Linked DNA regions of Homo sapiens: region 1 is linked to region 2. A link is a contact called in ENCODE Hi-C or POLR2A ChIA-PET data. All regions are on one chromosome and are shown on one strand. Each heading gives the region's core, a stretch centred on a gene start or an enhancer-like site at or near the end of the contact. The rest is flanking DNA. Distances are from core to core; before and after follow the strand shown. Region 1 overlaps NEURL1B (neuralized E3 ubiquitin protein ligase 1B). Region 2 overlaps LOC105377727 (a long non-coding RNA gene).

Region 1 (3,053 bases), core at 356-2,855, 160 kb after region 2:
AGGCAAAAATAACTCATTGTTTACAGCTCCAAAGCATGAACTCCTTGAGGGGAAGGTGGGTGAAGAACAATTCACTTCTTCATTTCTTACTGGGTCTTAGAGCTGGGTGTGATGGGCACCGAGGCCAACCCCTCTGGATTGTGTCATCTTTTCACCCCTTCACCCCCAGACTGTCTAATAATACACACATCATACCTTGTCTCCGTCTCTGGAGGCAAGTCTCTGTAATGCCCTTCCCTATCTCCAAGGAGAAGACCAGCAGTAAGTTCTGTTTTTCTGTGGGAGAGAAAGAATCCTAGAGGCAGGTGACCCACCTGGAGCTGGAAAGCCCACTCCACGATGCAGACAGCTCTCTACCTTCCTGTGGTGGCCCCTGGGCCTGGCATTCCCAGGGGACCTGCTGGCAGGAGGAGGAACGAGGGCTTTATAACTTTGGTTATAACTTTTGGTCTTTGTTCTGATTCTCAGTGTATCTTCCTCCGCTGGTTACTAAAGTGTTCACTGATAAGTATGTTAACTAATGATCGAGACAGTAACGAAAAATGCTGGCACTGGGATTCTCTCCCTTCCCAGACCTACCTGCTGGTATTTCCTGGGACCTTGACCCTGCCCCACCCCCTCAGCCGTGCCCATCTCTGCAGACTCCCAGATCACATCTGGGCTGATGGGCTGGCCCAGGCCTGTCCCTCCCTTCTTGCCCCCAGTTCTGGGCTCCACCTCTGCCCTCTTCTGTGCTGTCCCATTAGGGAAGTCCCTTGGCCTGTCTATTTTTCAGTTCCCAATTAGAAGTCTAGAACCTGACAACTCCAGGAGTTCTTGGGAGGACCAGTACAACGTTCTAAAAAGCCTGAGACGCCTTACAAAAAGCAAGTATCATTTGGAGTACAATTCCTAATCTGTTCATGTCCTGCTGAAGGAGGGAAGGAGGGAGAGGAAGGCAGGGGAGTTGATGCATTCATATAACAAACACTGCTGGGTGTCTGGGTGCCCAGAGCAAAGCTGGGCCAGGCCTTCACCAGATCAAGCCCCACAGACCAGCTGGTGCCCATGCGCTGCTGGTGGTTTGGGGCCTCCTGTTCCTCCTCTAGCTGGGAGTAATCACAGTTGTCTGACCTGATTCCAACTTAAGGTCCCCACTCTCTTGCCCCATCAAGAATCCCTGATTATTTACTTTTCCCTAGAAAATCTGGGGAAATTCCCACATTTTAATTTTGCAGCAGAATCTTTTGAGCAGCTTTTGGAACCACAGTGTTTGCCAAGATAAGAGTTTGAGAATCCAGCAGCCCTGGGTGCCTGGCTGAATTTGGTTTCCTGCATGTGCTGGGTGTGGGCGGGGCCACGCACAGGCCCTGCATGGGAGGACTCCTCACCCCAGGCCTGTGGTGCTGCAGACAACCGTCTCCTGTCTACACTGCGACCCAGCCACAAGCTGTGGGGTCTCAGTGGCCTGGGGGAAAGCAGCTCCACTCTCCTGCCCTTCCTGGCTGCCCCTTTGGGTTCCAGCCGGGGTCACGTCCAGCCTCCACTGGGAAACCAGTGACTGAGGCCTGGACCCAGAGGTGGACCAGGCATCTCCTGGCCACCTGTGACCTGGGAAGAAGCGAGTCAGTGGCCCGTTCAACCTGCTCTGCAGCTGCTATAAATAGCCTCCCTGTTTCCAAGAGGAGGTAAGGAAGTGTTTATCTTCTAAAAACCAGACGTTTCCTGATGCTCTGAGCGTTACTCAGTGCTACAGAGGAGATGCACACGTCCCCACTATGTTCTGTCTTGAGAAGGGGACAAGAGAAAGAGGAAAAGGAGCCACTGTACTTTATTTTGCACCTACAGCGTGCCTTGGCACTGGGCTAGAGAGGCACCTTCCTGCGTGAATCCTGTGCGGCAGGTCTTATTGCCATAATAAGTCACATCAAAGACACTGCTGGTCATAAAACACTGTTTTACATACCATAGGGAAAAACGCTGCCAATCTTAACTAAGATGCTACAACTGTACAGTTCCTTCCAATCAGAGATGTTCACGTGTGAAAAAAAAACTGTGCTACTTACAATCTATGAAAGCTGGTGTTATCCCACTTGGCAGGTAAGGAAACTGAGGTCCTGTGAGTGAAGTGACCTCATGATCACACAACAGGAGATGGCAGGGCTGGGATTCAAACCCGGGAGTGTCTGCTGCCACATCCCACACTCCCACTGCCTGGCTCCAAGTCCCAGGAAGCTCGAGACTGTGAGTTTTCTCCCTTGAAACTCACCTGGAGAGAGTCCGGGCACCTGTGCCTATGTGGAGGGTTCCAGCCCCAGCCAGGCCCCTCCGCTGCCCACACCCTGGGAGGAGAAGCGGCCTCCCTTCCAGGCTCATCTGCTCACTGCCCGCATTCTCCTGGCAGAGCTGAGGTCTGAGAGATCTGGACTCCAACCCAAGGGCCCTCTCTTGTTATTCAGGGGTGTCCACAGTTAGGAAGGGACCTGGGGCCTTGTCCCACCACCTTCCTAGGCCCCGTGATCACCACCCCCTCAAGCGGGGCCCCAGCCCCCTGAGCACCCCCTCACGTGACCCAGCCCTCGGCTGTTCCAGGCTCACTGCCCATGGTGTGCTCTTCTGGGCCACAGCAGCCAGGGCTCCAGGGCGAGGACAGGGGACACCTGAAAACACCCCGTTGTTCATGGTCTTGTGCCCATTCATTCGGAGACTCCTGAAAAACTGGGCTGTTTGCAAAGCAAATCCAGCTCCTTGTCCTAGCAGGTTCTCAGAACGGGGAGTCCCCTGGGATGGAGCTGCTCCCCTCACGGCAGCACCACGTTTCCAGTCCCTCGATGCCACTAATCAGCATGGACTGTGTTCAGGACACAGGGTGAACTTTTCTCTGACCCCCGGTGCTGGTCCTGTGCCAGCACGTAGTAGTTACTCAGTAGAGGTTTGCTGAGTAAACCAGAAATCAGATTATGAGTGTTCAGGGGTTTGATAAAACAGCACCACATAACGCACACAAAGATACTCCAGAAACATTTGCTGAGTACCTAGTACGTGTGAGGTGCTGTGAGGATAGAGCAGAGAGG
Region 2 (2,970 bases), core at 313-2,812:
GAAAGTGAAACGAAGCTGTGACTCCAGCAGAGCCCCTGCCATCTAGAAGCTCCCATTCTAGCCTAAGAGGCTGGCATAGAAAAGGTACTTACAAAATGGTGGGATGCATAACAAAGGCTCATCTTCATTGAGTATCTACTCTGTGTGCTAGGCACTTTGCCTGGATGCTTGCTCAATCCTCCTAACAACCTCGAGATGAGTACTGTTGTGCCCATTTTACAAACGGAAAACTTGGAGCTCCAAGAGGTTATGTGGATTTGAACTCAGTGCTATCTGACTCCAAATGTGAAGTTTTGTTGGTTTGTTTTGTTTTGTTTTTTTTGAGGCAGAGTCTCGCTCTTCACCCAGGCTGGAGTACAGTGGTGCAATCTCAGCTCACTGCAACCTCCGCCTCCCCGGGTTCAACCAATTCTCCTTCCTCAGCCTCCCAAGTAGCTACGATTACAGGTGCCCGCCACCACGCCTAGCTAATTTTCTGTATTTTTAGTAGAGACAGGGTGTTGCCATGTTGGCCAGGCTGGTCTTGAACTCCTGACCTCAGGTGATCCACCCACCTTGGCCTCCCAAAGCGCTGGGATTACAGGCGTGAGCCACCGTGCCCGGTCCAAATGGCATGTTTTTAACCACTCTGCTGTAACAGTACACAGAGGAGGCACCCAGGGTGGGTGGTGTGTGGAAGAATGGGGTTTGGGGGGATGTGCTGATGAGAGAAGTGCATTCCAGAAAAGTGAATCAGCATTTTCGAAGGCTGTGTATTTGTGTGGGTGCAAGACACTGTTTGTGTAGCTGCTAATTAGCATTGATTGAGCACTTACTGCATTTCAGGCACTTTCCTTGTATTTAATCCTCACAGCTTGCTGTGTATTCTCACCGGCATTTTTAATAAAGGAGGGATCTTAGGCTCGGGGAGTTGTAGCCCAGAGACCCACAGACAGTAGAGGAGAGAAACCAGAACTAGCACTCAGGTCTGTTTCAGACTAGCCGCGTTCTCTCCACTACACCAGCCATGTGGCTGGATATTAGCATCAATAGGAAAAGACAGGGATAGTCGACTTCTGAGGGGTGTTCTGGCTGCCCCATCCAACCCCTTTTTTGGAAGTGGCCCCGTAATTTCTTTTTTAGGAAACCATAGCTCCCCAATCGTCCATCTTCTTGCTTTGAGTGGGACCCACCCTACTCTCTGCCGGTCAATATACTGACTACCCTGGCCACAGGATTGATCGGTTCAGAGATGGGCACGTGATCCCAGCTGGTCCAATCACAGGGAGCTCGGGGGCTTGAAAAGGTGCTTCCGGGCGGAGGCTTTCTTCGTGCCTTCCCTGAACTGGGAGGGCTGGGCATGAGGTTCTTCTTCTTCTTTTTAGTTTGCAAGCATTTATTTTATTCTATTCACACTGTACTGGTATTATACAACCTGCAAAAAGTACAAAAGACTAATCCATGTTTACATGCTGGGTCAGAGCCAAGTTGCAAAAAAGGAAGACAGCACAGACAGATACAAAAAGAGCTCAGGTGTCCCGTACAAGCCACAAGCCTCACTGTCACGTGAAGTATTTAAAGCTGTATATATCGCCACAGGAGAATCTCTGGTCTTTGCAGCAACCACACAGAGGTAGGGGTGGGAGGAGGACTAGGCTACAGCCCAACTGGTGTGAAGAGTCGGGGAGGGGGAGCCCAGGAGTGGGGGCAGAATCCTGGGCCCTAACGTGGGCATCTGGTGGGCAGCAGGGCCCCTGATTGAACCCGGCAGGCCGAGCCACTGTGGGGAGACCACATGTTCTCGTTAAGCCGACAGACCATGCTATAAATGAAACTAGAGAGAGTCAGGGACTACTTGTACTTTCTCTAATAACCGCCCACCAGACTCACAGACACAGTGTGTCCCAGGTGGGTCATCAGGCAACTGCACTTCATGTCACAGTAATAAATAGGAGGCTGAGATTACAGTGAAAAATTCAGTGTGGACGTTTCTGTGGGATGGCACAGTGCTTATCACTCTGAATAATGAGGCATTCCTTTCAGTATCTCGAAATGCCAAGTTCCCTCCAGCCTGGGGCTTTGGCACACCCAGTTTCTGCCTGGACTGTTTGTTCTTGCACCATGTCTTCACCCAGATCCCATTCTCCAGATCCTGCATGAATTCTGCTTTTCCCTGGAGCCTCCCTGGACCCCTGAGGCTTGGCTGGCAGCCCCTGCCCCTGGGATCCCATTGTTTCTGGCTACCAAGCAGAGGTCAGCCTGCCTTGTAGCCAGGCTGTGAGCTTTTTAAGAGTGGGGACACTTTTCCTAGTGGTCTCTCCTCTGTCTTCAGTGCCTAGCCTAAGTGCCTGACACATGCTTGTTGCCTGATGACATAAACAGAGGGCAGGAATTGTGTCTGACTCATCTCTGGTTGGGCATCACCCAGGGCTGGCTTCATGGGCTTGCGACCAGTGCCATCACATAAGGCCCTAGAAAGATGGGGCCTTGGTCACCACGTGTGATGTCACCATCATTGTCTTGAAATTTTTAATAATTTTTTTTTGAATTTGTGTTTCGTAAGTGAAGTCTGATGGGACCCCTAAGCATGCTTTAGGGACTTGGAGCCTCAGCTCTCGCACAGTCCTGCCTTCCATCACCTCCCCAGGGTGGGTCAGATACCCATCCCTCCACCTCCACCCCCTGCCCCTGCCCTATGACTGCTGCTGTCCTCCACCCAGCAGGCACACAGAGGATTAGGGGTAGGCATGCACACTTGGTGGCATCTTTTGGTAGGGCATGCTCCAGGGTTAAGCACCACAGTGCATCTGGTGGGTGGCCAGCTGGAGGCTGTGTCTCAGCCAGGTCCAGCCTTTCGCCCACCCCTGATCCAGGTACCCAGAGCATGTTGGCTTAGAGCGTTAAACATTCCCAAGGATCCCTGTCTGCGGTGGGTTGGAGAACAGGCTGTGGGAAGAGGCAGGCTTGGCTCAGCTTCCCCAGACCCCGCCC

What was found. Hi-C counts contacts between places; a loop is a spot of excess contacts on that map. ChIA-PET counts read pairs that join two places held with the same protein, here RNA polymerase II (POLR2A). Pooled maps may share reads with other maps.
Region 1: a map with no recorded cell type shows a loop between it and region 2 (4-fold over the local background). The contact joins two enhancer-like sites. A Hi-C loop is called at or near these places in 2 of 37 single-sample maps with no recorded cell type and 2 of 50 pooled maps. POLR2A ChIA-PET finds 5 or more read pairs at or near these places in 2 of 52 experiments (BJ and MCF 10A).

What each region holds. Positions count from the first base shown.
Region 1 is chr5:172,687,511-172,690,563 of GRCh38, forward strand. It overlaps NEURL1B (neuralized E3 ubiquitin protein ligase 1B), which reads left to right. Exons shown (of 5, transcript NM_001142651.3): 5 at 1-3,053. The region is part of intron 2 of LOC107986479 (a long non-coding RNA gene); the gene reads right to left. Among named protein-coding and RNA genes, the nearest start is that of MIR5003, 27 kb to the left of the region's middle. RefSeq lists a silencer at 3,033-3,053. Within about 2 kb of position 1,606, at least 16 of the 41 ENCODE cell types and tissues checked have a DNase peak (open chromatin) inside an H3K27ac peak, as active enhancers do.
Region 2 is chr5:172,532,014-172,534,983 of GRCh38, forward strand. The region is part of intron 1 of LOC105377727 (a long non-coding RNA gene); the gene reads left to right. Among named protein-coding and RNA genes, the nearest start is that of LINC01944, 26 kb to the right of the region's middle. RefSeq lists an enhancer at 1,636-1,705. Within about 2 kb of position 1,563, at least 7 of the 41 ENCODE cell types and tissues checked have a DNase peak (open chromatin) inside an H3K27ac peak, as active enhancers do.